3 separate regions of the Homo sapiens genome follow, and regions 1 and 3 are each linked to region 2. The links are chromatin loops, found by intact Hi-C in ENCODE. Cell type or tissue: mammary epithelial cell. All regions are shown on one strand.

The links. Hi-C counts contacts between places; a loop is a spot of excess contacts. Peaks named below come from ENCODE experiments on the same cell type or tissue, not always from the same donor. Only the 100,000 strongest peaks of a DNase experiment are listed, where the experiment ranks them.
Region 1: a loop joins it to region 2, with 5 times the contacts of the local background. A loop is called at or near these places in 32 of 110 quality-filtered maps.
Region 3: it touches region 2 in a loop (25-fold over the local background); 11 of 110 quality-filtered maps call a loop at or near these places.

Annotation. Positions count from the first base shown.
Region 1 is chr22:23,384,332-23,388,331 of GRCh38, forward strand. No RefSeq gene overlaps it. Among named protein-coding and RNA genes, the nearest start is that of LINC01659, 47 kb to the right of the region's middle. RefSeq lists an enhancer at 1,720-2,702. In mammary epithelial cell, a CTCF peak has its summit at 1,750 (motif pointing left); no DNase peak of the experiment used is centred here.
Region 2 is chr22:23,537,673-23,541,672 of GRCh38, forward strand. LOC124900476 (endogenous retrovirus group K member 5 Gag polyprotein-like) reads left to right here. Exons shown (of 2, transcript XM_047441690.1): 2 at 1,089-4,000. The coding sequence starts at 1,202. The coding sequence ends at 3,073. It overlaps PCAT14 (prostate cancer associated transcript 14), which reads left to right and starts at 430. Exons shown (of 4, transcript NR_109832.1): 1 at 430-652; 2 at 1,089-1,166. RefSeq lists a silencer at 450-744 and enhancers at 628-1,242, 1,930-2,224, 1,950-2,244. In mammary epithelial cell, a CTCF peak has its summit at 2,101; a DNase peak (open chromatin) is centred at 2,108; H3K4me3 peaks cover 197 bases.
Region 3 is chr22:23,954,909-23,958,908 of GRCh38, forward strand. It overlaps GSTT2B (glutathione S-transferase theta 2B), which reads right to left. Exons shown (of 5, transcript NM_001080843.4): 3 at 3,643-3,793; 4 at 3,377-3,550; 5 at 2,506-3,024. The coding sequence ends at 2,815. Among named protein-coding and RNA genes, the nearest start is that of GSTT2B, 4.3 kb to the right of the region's middle. RefSeq lists enhancers at 368-975, 976-1,583, 1,584-2,191. In mammary epithelial cell, a CTCF peak has its summit at 1,839 (motif pointing left); a DNase peak (open chromatin) is centred at 1,813.

The DNA.
Region 1 (4,000 bases), 150 kb before region 2:
GCTGCACAGCGAGGAGGGGTGCTGTCAGGGGACAGAGGACCTGCTCCCTGGGAACGGGAGAACTGAGGCCCAAAGAGTGGCCTCCCACTTGATCTAGGCAAACTCAGGGTCAAGGGCAACAGGCTGAGGTCACCAGGAGCTCAAAGGCTGGCTCTGAAGGTGAGACCTTCTTCTGAGGAAGCAAGTGGCCTCAAGCAGCACCCTCTGGCAGCCGGCCCAGAGGACTGGAGTGGGGTGGGCCGGGAGGAACATCGTTCGGGACGGGGTGGGTGCCTACACCCACAACTGTGCTCCTGCCTTCTCTCCCTCCCTGGCCTGGTTCCCGACTTCCCAGGGTCCCCTCCTGCCCCCACGAGGCCCTGCCGCCCAAGGGCCTGCCTGGATGCTCCAGTGGGGCTTGAAACCCCCACAGTCAGGCAGCAGACCGTGACTTCTCAGCTGTGTGTCCTGGACAGAAGCAAAGGAGGCCCCAGAACCTCTCATCGCAACTCCAACCAACATGGGAATCCAGGGCTGCAGGGGGCAGCCTGCCTGGGGACAGGGCTGGGCTCAGACCCCAAAGCCCAGGGTCTGCAGCCATCCCAGTCCCATTCCACAGAGCCTGAGGCACCAACCTCAACCTACTCCCAGCCCCACTCCCACCCCATGCCCCAGATCCCCCATCCCACCAGAATACACCCAGCCCACAGCCTGGCTCCAAGGAACAGGCTTGTCGGGCCTGAGGGCCTCCAAAAGGGCTCTGTCTCCAGGCCCGGAGGAGAGCAGAGGCCCCAGCCCAGGTCAGAAAGGGGCAGAGTGGACGCAGGGCCCCAGAAGGCCAGCGCTGAGATCCCTCCCCTGCCCTGTCCCCAGTAAACCTCTGGTGTGTCCCCTTGAGGCCCCCATGAGAAGAATGAGGCAAGCAGGGTGGAAATGGTGTGGTCACTCCAGAGCAGTGGCCGTATCCAGCCTCCCGGCCAGCCCTCCTCCCCAGACCAAGGCCCAGGTGGCATCTCCCAGGGCAGAGCCAGGACCAGCCTCCCACCCTCCCCTGCTGTGGGGGCCGAGGCAGCAGTTGGAGGTGGGGGCTCCACCTCCCCAGCCTCCGTCATTCCCTCTCAGATGACTCTTCATGTGGTTTGGTTTGCCTCTTGGAGTCCCTGCAGGGTGCCCCTGCTGACCCTAAGCTGGCCTCCTGCTCGCTGGGAACCCGGCCATCCCTCTGGTTCCTGGTTCTTCCTCCAAATGAGGTCTCTCTTAGCTGAGAGCAGCGCCTACACCCGGGCCACCCTCCATCCACGGCCTCACTGACCCAGGCCACAGCGGCTGCCACACCCTGGTCAGGGGCAGTCATGACCTTGGACAGGAGCTGGGACCCCTCCCCCAGCCCCAGCTGCCCACTGACAAGTGGGACAACCTGGGGCCAGGCCGGGGCTGCCCGAAGGCTACTATGCTTGGGAAGACCCCAAGACAGGAGCCCTGCCCCTTGGGAGGGGTGGCAAACTGCCCCGGGACAGTGCCGGGGTGTCTGGGATGATTCGTCTCCATGTGAAATGTGGGACAGACACCCTAGACTCAGCAAGGGAACTTCTGGCTACCTGGTCAGCCCCTGCCCTAGGCCTCCATGAGAACTTCGGATCCAAGTGGGGAGGTGGCTCCCCCAGCACTGCCCCTGACCTCCCAGAGCTTCCCCTGCTGGATGCTCCAGCTGCAGCTCCCAAACCACTTGGCCTGCTCTGGGCACTGCGTCTGCAGGGGCGTAGTGCCATCTGGTGGTGAAACTGGGAACTGCACCACAGCTCCAGCCCGTACCTGCCGCACACAAGTCCCGGAGACCAAGGGGTGGCCATGGAGGGATTCCAGGGGGCCTGCCGCTCCTCACCTGCTCCCCACCCACCCCCCATCTCTCTCTCAACCCAGGAGCCTGATACTGGGACACACAGACAGGCCCTGGGAGCTCACAGCCCAGCACCGTGTTTCCTGCTCCAATAGGCAGCCTAGTCCCAGCAGGTGCTGGGCAGGCACAGGGCAGCTAAGGGGACGGGTAAGGAGTCCTGGCTCTTGGCCCCAGCAAGGACCTGGGAGATGACCTTGGCACCGACCATCAGGCACTCGCCACACTGTCTCCCCAGGCTCCACTGTCTCCCCAGGCTCCGACTAGAAGGGACAGGTGGGCAGGAAGTGCCAAGAAGGTGGACTGGCCAAGCCGGTGGGCTCCTCACAGGGAGGAGCCTGGGCCTGGGCAGGGGTGGGCACGTTCAGTTCAGCCCCGGCAACCCTGGAGCCAGGGGCCTGGCAGCCCCAGCATGGCCACCTCCTGGGGCCTTGGAGCCCTGGACACCCTGGCTGACAGTCATTTACTGGGGCCACATTGTCCATGAGAGGTGACATTCTTATCTCTCTCTGATTCCTAAATAAAAAATGTGAAAAGCCGTGTCCAGAGCCTCACCCAGGAGGGAGACAAATGGCCTGCTATGGCCCGCACCCTGGGAGCGGCTTAGCCATGCTGGGGACGGGGCAGACAAAAGGTGAGCCCTTACCTCTCTGAGCCTCACCTCTGACATGGGAAGGCCCCAGGGACAGGGAGGTCATGGGCTCAGCATCCCCAGCACTCTGCCCTTCCCCCACACCCTGTTCCCAGGACCCAGCCCTCATCTGTTCTCTGTCCCCTCGGGGGTGCCCCACAGGGTGGGAAGGCAGGGGAGGCTGCCCGGCACTCGGGGCATGTGTCCACTCGCCACCCTGGCCCTGGACAGGGTGGGGCACTCTGCAGGCCACCGCATCCCTCACACAGCCCCCCGCAGACCCGTCCTCCTGGCTGTGAGTCTAGGGGAACCTGGGAGGCCCAAGACCACCCTTGGAGCCCCATGGGCCCTGACCGAAGGCCACCACGCACCTCTTCCCCTCCTGAGGCAAAGGAGCACTCACACCTCAGGCCACAGCCCAGGCCCTGGGAGGACATGAAGGGTAGTGCCCATGCCAGGGCCCATGGCCATTTCGGCCAGGTTTCCTGGGACCCCCAACCCTCCCCATAGGGCAGCTCTGAGGGCTGGAGAGGGAGTAGACCCTGACAGGCAGCCTGGGTGGGTGTGGGCCAAGAGCCCAGGTTAGGAGGGGGCACAGAGATAGGGTCCTCTGAGGGCTGTGGCTAGCCCAGTGACACCGAGTTCCATCCACTCAGGGCCTGTTCCCTGGCTTTTGAGATAAGCTTGGGAACAGCCAAGCACAGGCAAGGTGGCTCACACCTGTAATCCTAACATTTTGAGAGGCTGAGGTGGGCAGATCACTTGAGCCAGGAGTTTAAGACCAGCCTGGGCAACATAGCGAGACCCAGTCTCCACAAAAATAAAATAATAAAGAATTAGCTGGGCATGGTGGCGCATACCTGTGGTCCCCAATACACAGGAGGCTGAGGTGGGAGGATCCCTCAAGCCCAGTTGGAGGCTTCAATGAGCTGTGATCGAACCACTGCACTCCAGCCTGGGCAACAGAGTGAGATCCTGTTTTAAAAAATAAAAATAGAAAATAAATAAAACGAGCTTAGGGCATGGAACATCAAGGCGGCAGTGCAGACAGCAGAACAGCCCCATCTGGCCCCTGCCCTGCGCTGCAGCCCGGCTCCAGCAGGAAGGACTCGGGTCTCCATGCTGGGCGCCCCAGCCTCTCCTCCTCTTTGCCCTCCCAACCCATTCCTGGGCAGCAGAGGAGGGGCAAGGGCACAGGGCAGACCCTCTGAACCAGGCTCCTCGAGGCCATCTGGACACTGTGGCAACATGGGCAGGAAGCGGCTTCCGTTGCAAATGATGTCCAGGGAGGCGCCGGCCTGGCAACGGGGCCACGGCCCCCCCAGCACACTGCTCTGGCCACACTTTTCGCCCTCGAGGCCGGGAGTTCCGGCTTCCAGCCAGTGCCCCCGCCGCAGCCGCGCCCTGTCCTGCACGACATCCCGGAGCCTGGACCTGAGGCGAACCCCCACGCCCACCCCAATCCAGGACACCGCTTGGCAGGGCGCTTGGCCTTT
Region 2 (4,000 bases):
CCCAGCACCCGGGACCCAGCGGGACTTTGCCAAGGGGATGGACCTGGCTGGGCCACGCGGCTGTTTGTGTAGGGAAAAGAAAGAGAGATCACACTGTTACTGTGTCTATGTAGAAAAGGAAGACATAAACTCCATTTTGAGCTGTACTAAGAAAAATTATTTTGCCTTGACCTGCTGTTAACCTGTAACTGTAGCCCCAACCCTGTGCTCAAAGAAACATGTGCTGTATGGAATCAAGGTTTAAGGGATCAAGGGCTGTACAGGATGTGCCTTGTTAACAATGTGTTTACAGGCAGTATGCTTGGTAAAAGTCATCGCCATTCTCCATTCTCCATTAATCAGGGGCACGATGCACTGCGGAAAGCCACAGGGACCTCTGCCCGAGAAAGCCTGGGTATTGTCCAAGGCTTCCCCCCACTGAGACAGCCTGAGATACGGCCTCGTGGGAAGGGAAAGACCTGACCGTCCCCCAGCCCGACACCCGTAAAGGGTCTGTGCTGAGGAGGATTAGTAAAAGGGGAAGGCCTCTTGCAGTTGAGATAAGAGGAAGGCCTCCGTCTCCTGCATGTCCTTGGGAATGGAATGTCTTGGTGTAAAACCCGATAGTACATTCCTTCTATTCTGAGAGAAGAAAACCACCCTGTGGCTGGAGGTGAGATATGCTAGCGGCAATGCTGCTCTGTTACTCTTTGCTACACTGAGATGTTTGGGTGGAGAGAAGCATAAATCTGGCCTATGTGCACATCTGGGCACAGAACCTCCCCTTGAACTTGTGACACAGATTCCTTTGTTCACATGTTTTCCTGCTGACCTTCTCCCCACTATCGCCCTGTTCTCCCACCGCATTCCCCTTGCTGAGATAGTGAAAATAGTAATCTGTAGATACCAAGGGAACTCAGAGACCATGGCCGGTGCACATCCTCCGTACGCTGAGCGCTGGTCCCCTGGGCCCATTGTTCTTTCTCTATACTTTGTCTCTGTGTCTTATTTCTTTCCTCAGTCTCTCATCCCTCCTGACGAGAAATACCCACAGGTGTGGAGGGGCTGGCCCCCTTCATCTGATGCCCAATGTGGGTGCCTTTCTCTAGGGTGAAGGTACTCTACAGTGTGGTCATTGAGGACAAGTTGACGAGAGAGTCCCAAGTACGTCCACGGTCAGCCTTGCGGTAAGCTTGTGTGCTTAGAGGAACCCAGGGTAACGATGGGGCAAACTGAAAGTAAATATGCCTCTTATCTCAGCTTTATTAAAATTCTTTTAAGAAGAGGGGGAGTTAGAGCTTCTACAGAAAATCTAATTACGCTATTTCAAACAATAGAACAATTCTGCCCATGGTTTCCAGAACAGGGAACTTTAGATCTAAAAGATTGGGAAAAAATTGGCAAAGAATTAAAACAAGCAAATAGGGAAGGTAAAATCATCCCACTTACAGTATGGAATGATTGGGCCATTATTAAAGCAACTTTAGAACCATTTCAAACAGGAGAAGATATTGTTTCAGTTTCTGATGCCCCTAAAAGCTGTGTAACAGATTGTGAAGAAGAGGCAGGGACAGAATCCCAGCAAGGAACGGAAAGTTCACATTGTAAATATGTAGCAGAGTCTGTAATGGCTCAGTCAACGCAAAATGTTGACTACAGTCAATTACAGGAGATAATATACCCTGAATCATCAAAATTGGGGGAAGGAGGTCCAGAATCATTGGGGCCATCAGAGCCTAAACCACGATCGCCATCAACTCCTCCTCCCGTGGTTCAGATGCCTGTAACATTACAACCTCAAACGCAGGTTAGACAAGCACAAACCCCAAGAGAAAATCAAGTAGAAAGGGACAGAGTCTCTATCCCGGCAATGCCAACTCAGATACAGTATCCACAATATCAGCCGGTAGAAAATAAGACCCAACCGCTGGTAGTTTATCAATACCGGCTGCCAACCGAGCTTCAGTATCGGCCTCCTTCAGAGGTTCAATACAGACCTCAAGCGGTGTGTCCTGTGCCAAATAGCACGGCACCATACCAGCAACCCACAGCGATGGCGTCTAATTCACCAGCAACACAGGACGCGGCGCTGTATCCTCAGCCGCCCACTGTGAGACTTAATCCTACAGCATCACGTAGTGGACAGGGTGGTGCACTGCATGCAGTCATTGATGAAGCCAGAAAACAGGGCGATCTTGAGGCATGGCGGTTCCTGGTAATTTTACAACTGGTACAGGCCGGGGAAGAGACTCAAGTAGGAGCGCCTGCCCGAGCTGAGACTAGATGTGAACCTTTCACCATGAAAATGTTAAAAGATATAAAGGAAGGAGTTAAACAATATGGATCCAACTCCCCTTATATAAGAACATTATTAGATTCCATTGCTCATGGAAATAGACTTACTCCTTATGACTGGGAAATTTTGGCCAAATCTTCCCTTTCATCCTCTCAGTATCTACAGTTTAAAACCTGGTGGATTGATGGAGTACAAGAACAGGTACGAAAAAATCAGGCTACTAAGCCCACTGTTAATATAGACGCAGACCAATTGTTAGGAACAGGTCCAAATTGGAGCACCATTAACCAACAATCAGTGATGCAGAATGAGGCTATTGAACAAGTAAGGGCTATTTGCCTCAGGGCCTGGGGAAAAATTCAGGACCCAGGAACAGCTTTCCCTATTAATTCAATTAGACAAGGCTCTAAAGAGCCATATCCTGACTTTGTGGCAAGATTACAAGATGCTGCTCAAAAGTCTATTACAGATGACAATGCCCGAAAAGTTATTGTAGAATTAATGGCCTATGAAAATGCAAATCCAGAATGTCAGTCGGCCATAAAGCCATTAAAAGGAAAAGTTCCAGCAGGAGTTGATGTAATTACAGAATATGTGAAGGCTTGTGATGGGATTGGAGGAGCTATGCATAAGGCAATGCTAATGGCTCAAGCAATGAGGGGGCTCACTCTAGGAGGACAAGTTAGAACATTTGGGAAAAAATGTTATAATTGTGGTCAAATCGGTCATCTGAAAAGGAGTTGCCCAGGCTTAAATAAACAGAATATAATAAATCAAGCTATTAACAGCAAAAAATAAAAAGCCATCTGGCCTGTGTCCAAAATGTGGAAAAGCAAAACATTGGGCCAATCAATGTCATTCTAAATTTGATAAAGATGGGCAACCATTGTCTGGAAACAGGAAGAGGGGCCAGCCTCAGGCCCCCCAACAAACTGGGGCATTCCCAGTTAAACTGTTTGTTCCTCAGGGTTTTCAAGGACAACAACCCCTACAGAAAATACCACCACTTCAGGGAGTCAGCCAATTACAACAATCCAACAGCTGTCCCGCGCCACAGCAGGCAGCACCGCAGTAGATTTATGTTCCACCCAAATGGTCTTTTTACTCCCTGGAAAGCCCCCACAAAAGATTCCTAGAGGGGTATATGGCCCGCTGCCAGAAGGGAGGGTAGGCCTTTGAGGGAGATCAAGTCTAAATTTGAAGGGAGTCCAAATTCATACTGGGGTAATTTATTCAGATTATAAAGGGGGAATTCAGTTAGTGATCAGCTCCACTGTTCCCCGGAGTGCCAATCCAGGTGATAGAATTGCTCAATTACTGCTTTTGCCTTATGTTAAAATTGGGGAAAACAAAAAGGAAAGAACAGGAGGGTTTGGAAGTACCAACCCTGCAGGAAAAGCTGCTTATTGGGCTAATCAGGTCTCAGAGGATAGACCCGTGTGTACAGTCACTATTCAGGGAAAGAGTTTGAAGGATTAGTGGATACCCAGGCTGATGTTTCTGTCATCGGCATAGGTACTGCCTCAGAAGTGTATCAAAGTGCCATGATTTTACATTGTCCAGGATCTGATAATCAAGAAAGTACGGTTCAGCCTGTGATCACTTCATTCCAATCAATTTATGGGGCCGAGACTTGTTACAACAATGGCATGCAGAGATTACTATCCCAGCCTCCCTATACAGCCCCAGGAATAAAAAAATCATGACTAAAATGGGATAGCTCCC
Region 3 (4,000 bases), 420 kb after region 2:
GTCACATGGCCGAAAGCCAGTCCTTACCTTCCTATAGTTCCTTTCCCAGTGTCACCTCAGCCTTTGGCCCTCAGCGTCCCCTTCCCATGCCTGGACTGCGGAAGAGCCCTGAACACACCCCATCTTCATGCCTCCAGCGCTAGCCCGAGCCCTTCCCTCTGCCAAGAGCACTAAGTGCAACTCAAGATCACTTCTAGGGACCCTTCCCTGCCCCTGCTGCCAGGTGACCTGAGGATCCTGCTGGTCCCGCTTGACAATGATGCACAGCATGGTTAGTTCAGCTGAGGTCGCTCTCCCAGACTTACTGCCACCTACACAGCACTAGGACTGACTGTTTAACTTTATTCTTTATTTCGTGTACTTTATTGGAGTGTCTGTTGAAAGCAAAACCATCCAATAAGGAACAATCCCAAGGCAGCCAGCATGGATCAAGAAGGCACAGGCTGTGGCCGCCATCCCCAGTGCCTGATGGGGAGAGGGGGTGGTAATGGAAAAGGCCCAGGAAAGCAGGCCAGAGTGTCCCTCAAAATATGAGAAATCACTGGAAGAGAGAGCCAGAATGGGACCTAAGACAGAAGCCACCACCAGGCACCCTTAAGGCAGGACAGTTGCAATGGTTACTTGGAATACTTCCGGCTAGGAGTGGTGTTGCGGGAAGTCAGGGACCCCAAACAGAGGGACCGGCTGAAGCCATGACAGAAAAACGTGGATTGTGAAGATTTTATGGACATTTATTAGTTCCCCAAATTAATACTTTTATAATTTCTTATACCTGTCTTTACTGCAATCTCTAAACATAAATTGTAAAGATTTCATGGACACTTATCACTTCCCCAATCAATACCGTTGTGATTTCCTATGCCTGTCTTTACTTTAATCTCTTAATCCTGTCAACCAAGGAGGATGTATATGGCCTCAGGACCCTGTAATAATTGCATTAACTGCACACATTGTACAGGATGTGTGTTTGAGCAATATGAAATGTGGGCACCTTGAAAAAAGAACAGGATAACAGCAATTGTTCAGGGAATAAGAGAGATAACCTTAAACTCTGACTGCTGGTGAGCCAGGCGGAACAGAGCCACATTTCTCTTCTTTCAAAAGCAAATAGGAGAAATATCGCTGAATTCTTTTTCTCAGCATGGAACGTCCCTGAGAAAGAGAATACGCACCAGGAGGTATCAGCTTATAAACAGCACCCCTGGGCGTGGCCTGTCTCTTATGGTCGAGACTGCAGAGATGAAATATACTCCAGTCTCCCATAGCACTCCCAGGCTTATTAGGAAGAGGAAATTCCCACCTAATAAATTTTGGTGAGACCGGTTGGTCTCAAAACCCTGTCTCCTGATAAGATGTTATCAATGACAATGGTGCCCGAAACTTCATTAGCAATTTTAATTTTGCCTCGGTCCTGTGGTCCTGTGATCTTGCCCTGCCTCCACTTGCCTTGTGATATTCTATTACCCTCTTAAGTACTTGATGTCTGTCACTCACACCTGTTCGCACACTCCCTCCCCTTTTGAAAATCCCTAATAAAAACTTGCTGGTTTTTGTGGCTTGTGGGGCATCACGGATCCTACCAACGTGTGACGTCTCCCCCGGATGCCCAGCTTTACAATTTCTCTCTTTTGTACTCTCTCCCTTTATTTCTCAAGCCGGCTGACGGTTAGGAAAAATAGGAAAGAACCTACGTGATTATTGGGGCAGGTCCCCCGATAGAGTGGCACATGATGGGCACAGGGCAGGCTTGGGAAATGGGGGGCCGTAAGGCCACAAGACATGTGGGCAGGTAGCCCAGAGTGTGTCTGGAACATCCTGTTTATTGGTCGGCAGTGACATCTACTGTCACATTTGAGAACTGCATCCACAGCCACATGACCTCCTGTGAAGACCTCAGGGCAAACTGGGGAAACCTGCCCTTCTTGGAAGGTGATACTAGGGGGGATGAGCAACACCTTTCTTGGAGGTTTGAATTCTTCAGGGCCCCTCCAGCATCTTGGTCTTCCTAATTCCTCCCTTGATCCCCCAGCCCTAGGGGTGGTAGCTTCTTGCAGTGTTTACCTCCGTGTTAATCTGGATTCTCTCTGTCTTCGGAGTTCTCTAATGCCTGGTTACCAATTCTTTATATCAAGTTCTCTCCGTTAAAATCATTGTGGTGGGGTCCATCCCATGGATATACATGGAGGTCTGTGTGACAATGTATAATCTTACTATTTGCAGTTATTACAAAACTGTCCTAGAAGACATGAATGCTTGTTAAAAGAAATCTTTTAAGTTTCCTAGACTTCAAAGACCGTTGCTATGCCCTGTGAAACATCGCCTATATCCTTTAACAGTTTGCAATTCGAATTGGTTACTTACTTAACATTTTGTTGCCCTGGTGATACAATTATGTTGACTCGTTATTGTGAGGTTACTTTGTTATTAACCATGATGAGGATTACTAGCACATACTTTTACTCCATATGTATAACACAACAATGTAGTAAAACCAATAACTCTTGGTTCTCTATTCAAAGTGTTTGGAATCTTTATTCTGTTTAAAACACTGATGACATTTGCCAATTTTTGAGTGTTCTTCATGTTACTGATTTGTAGGAGCTCTTTATATATTGCAGATTTAGTCTCTTACTGGTTATGTATGCTGCACCTGAGGAGTAGCAGCACTGCCAAGGACACTGAGTGTCTTGTCTGTGCAGAGCTTCACATGAAGCTGGAGAGAAGGGACTGGGGCAAGAGGGAAAGATAAAAAGGGGCAAGTAAGTAACAGAATGAATCCTTGTTGCTAATCTCCTGGCCCCCATCCCAGACCCTTCAGGGGATCCTGGCGATTCGAAGCAGCATAGCCTGATAGGCCTCTGGTGAGGGTGTTGGGAGGGTTTTCTTGGCCGCCTGTTCCAGGATGCTCAAGATGATGCTGTGGGCCTCCTGGCATAGCTCAGCACCCAGGAAAGCCTCCACTCGTCCACGCCATGCTGCCAGTCGTGGCCGTCCCTCAAACAGTTCATAGCCGAGAGCCACCGGCTGTAGGGACAAGGATGAAAAAGTTGTGGGCATACAACTTTCCCAGTTGTCACTGCCGACCCGAATGCTGGAACCATGGGCAGAAGTATCAGAGACATGGTCCATTCCCCAGCCCCTAAGTGAATGGACCACAGGGGCCCAGGCAGTATGTTCAGCCTTAGAGCCCAAGAGCAGCCAGGGTGAGACCCCACACCCAGGCAGGAGGCAGAAGTTCAGGGTTCTGGCCCCAGATCATCCAGAGACTTGCTCTATGATTCTGGGCAAAGTTCTGGCTTTCTCCAGGCCTCAGTGTTTCTGTCTGCCTCATGGGTGTGACACGAAGAGGGACACTGCCCACAGGCTGAGCTCACACCTGCATCAGCTCCTCCAGGGCCATGAGATCAGCCAGTGTCACCTGCTGGCCAGCGAGGAAGGGCCTGTCCCCCAGGAACTTGTCCTCCAGCCATTGCAGGGCCTGGTCCATGGCAGTCCTGTTGCGTTCCACCTTCTCCTCGGGCACCTGGACCCCAATGAGTGGCCCCAACACCTGATGGGGGCAGAGAGTGGGTCAGTCTATGGCCCCGGCCTACTGCCAACTACTCCCTGATGGCCAATCACTCTCCAGATGGCTCTCCTCACCTGGACCCACAGGGGTATACCAAAGGTGCCACGGATGCAGTCGGCATGCCAGCCCAGGTACTCATGAACACGGGCACGAGCCTGCAGGTCAGATGGATACCAGTGGTCCGGCGTCTGGTACTTACAGCTCAGGTAAATCAGGATGGCCGAGCTGGGAACAAATGGGCAGTGGCTATAAGGACACTGGCACCAGGCATTTACCCCTAACTGCTCCCATCTGCCAGTGGGGCCCGGGGGCTTCTCTGCATTTGAAGGACTGCCCTCCAGCCTCGCCCTCCATCTCCAGCTCCCCAACACCACCCCCTCCTCCTACGAGTCTCCTCCTGTCTTTGTTGCCTTGGGCACCGACTCTTGGCTG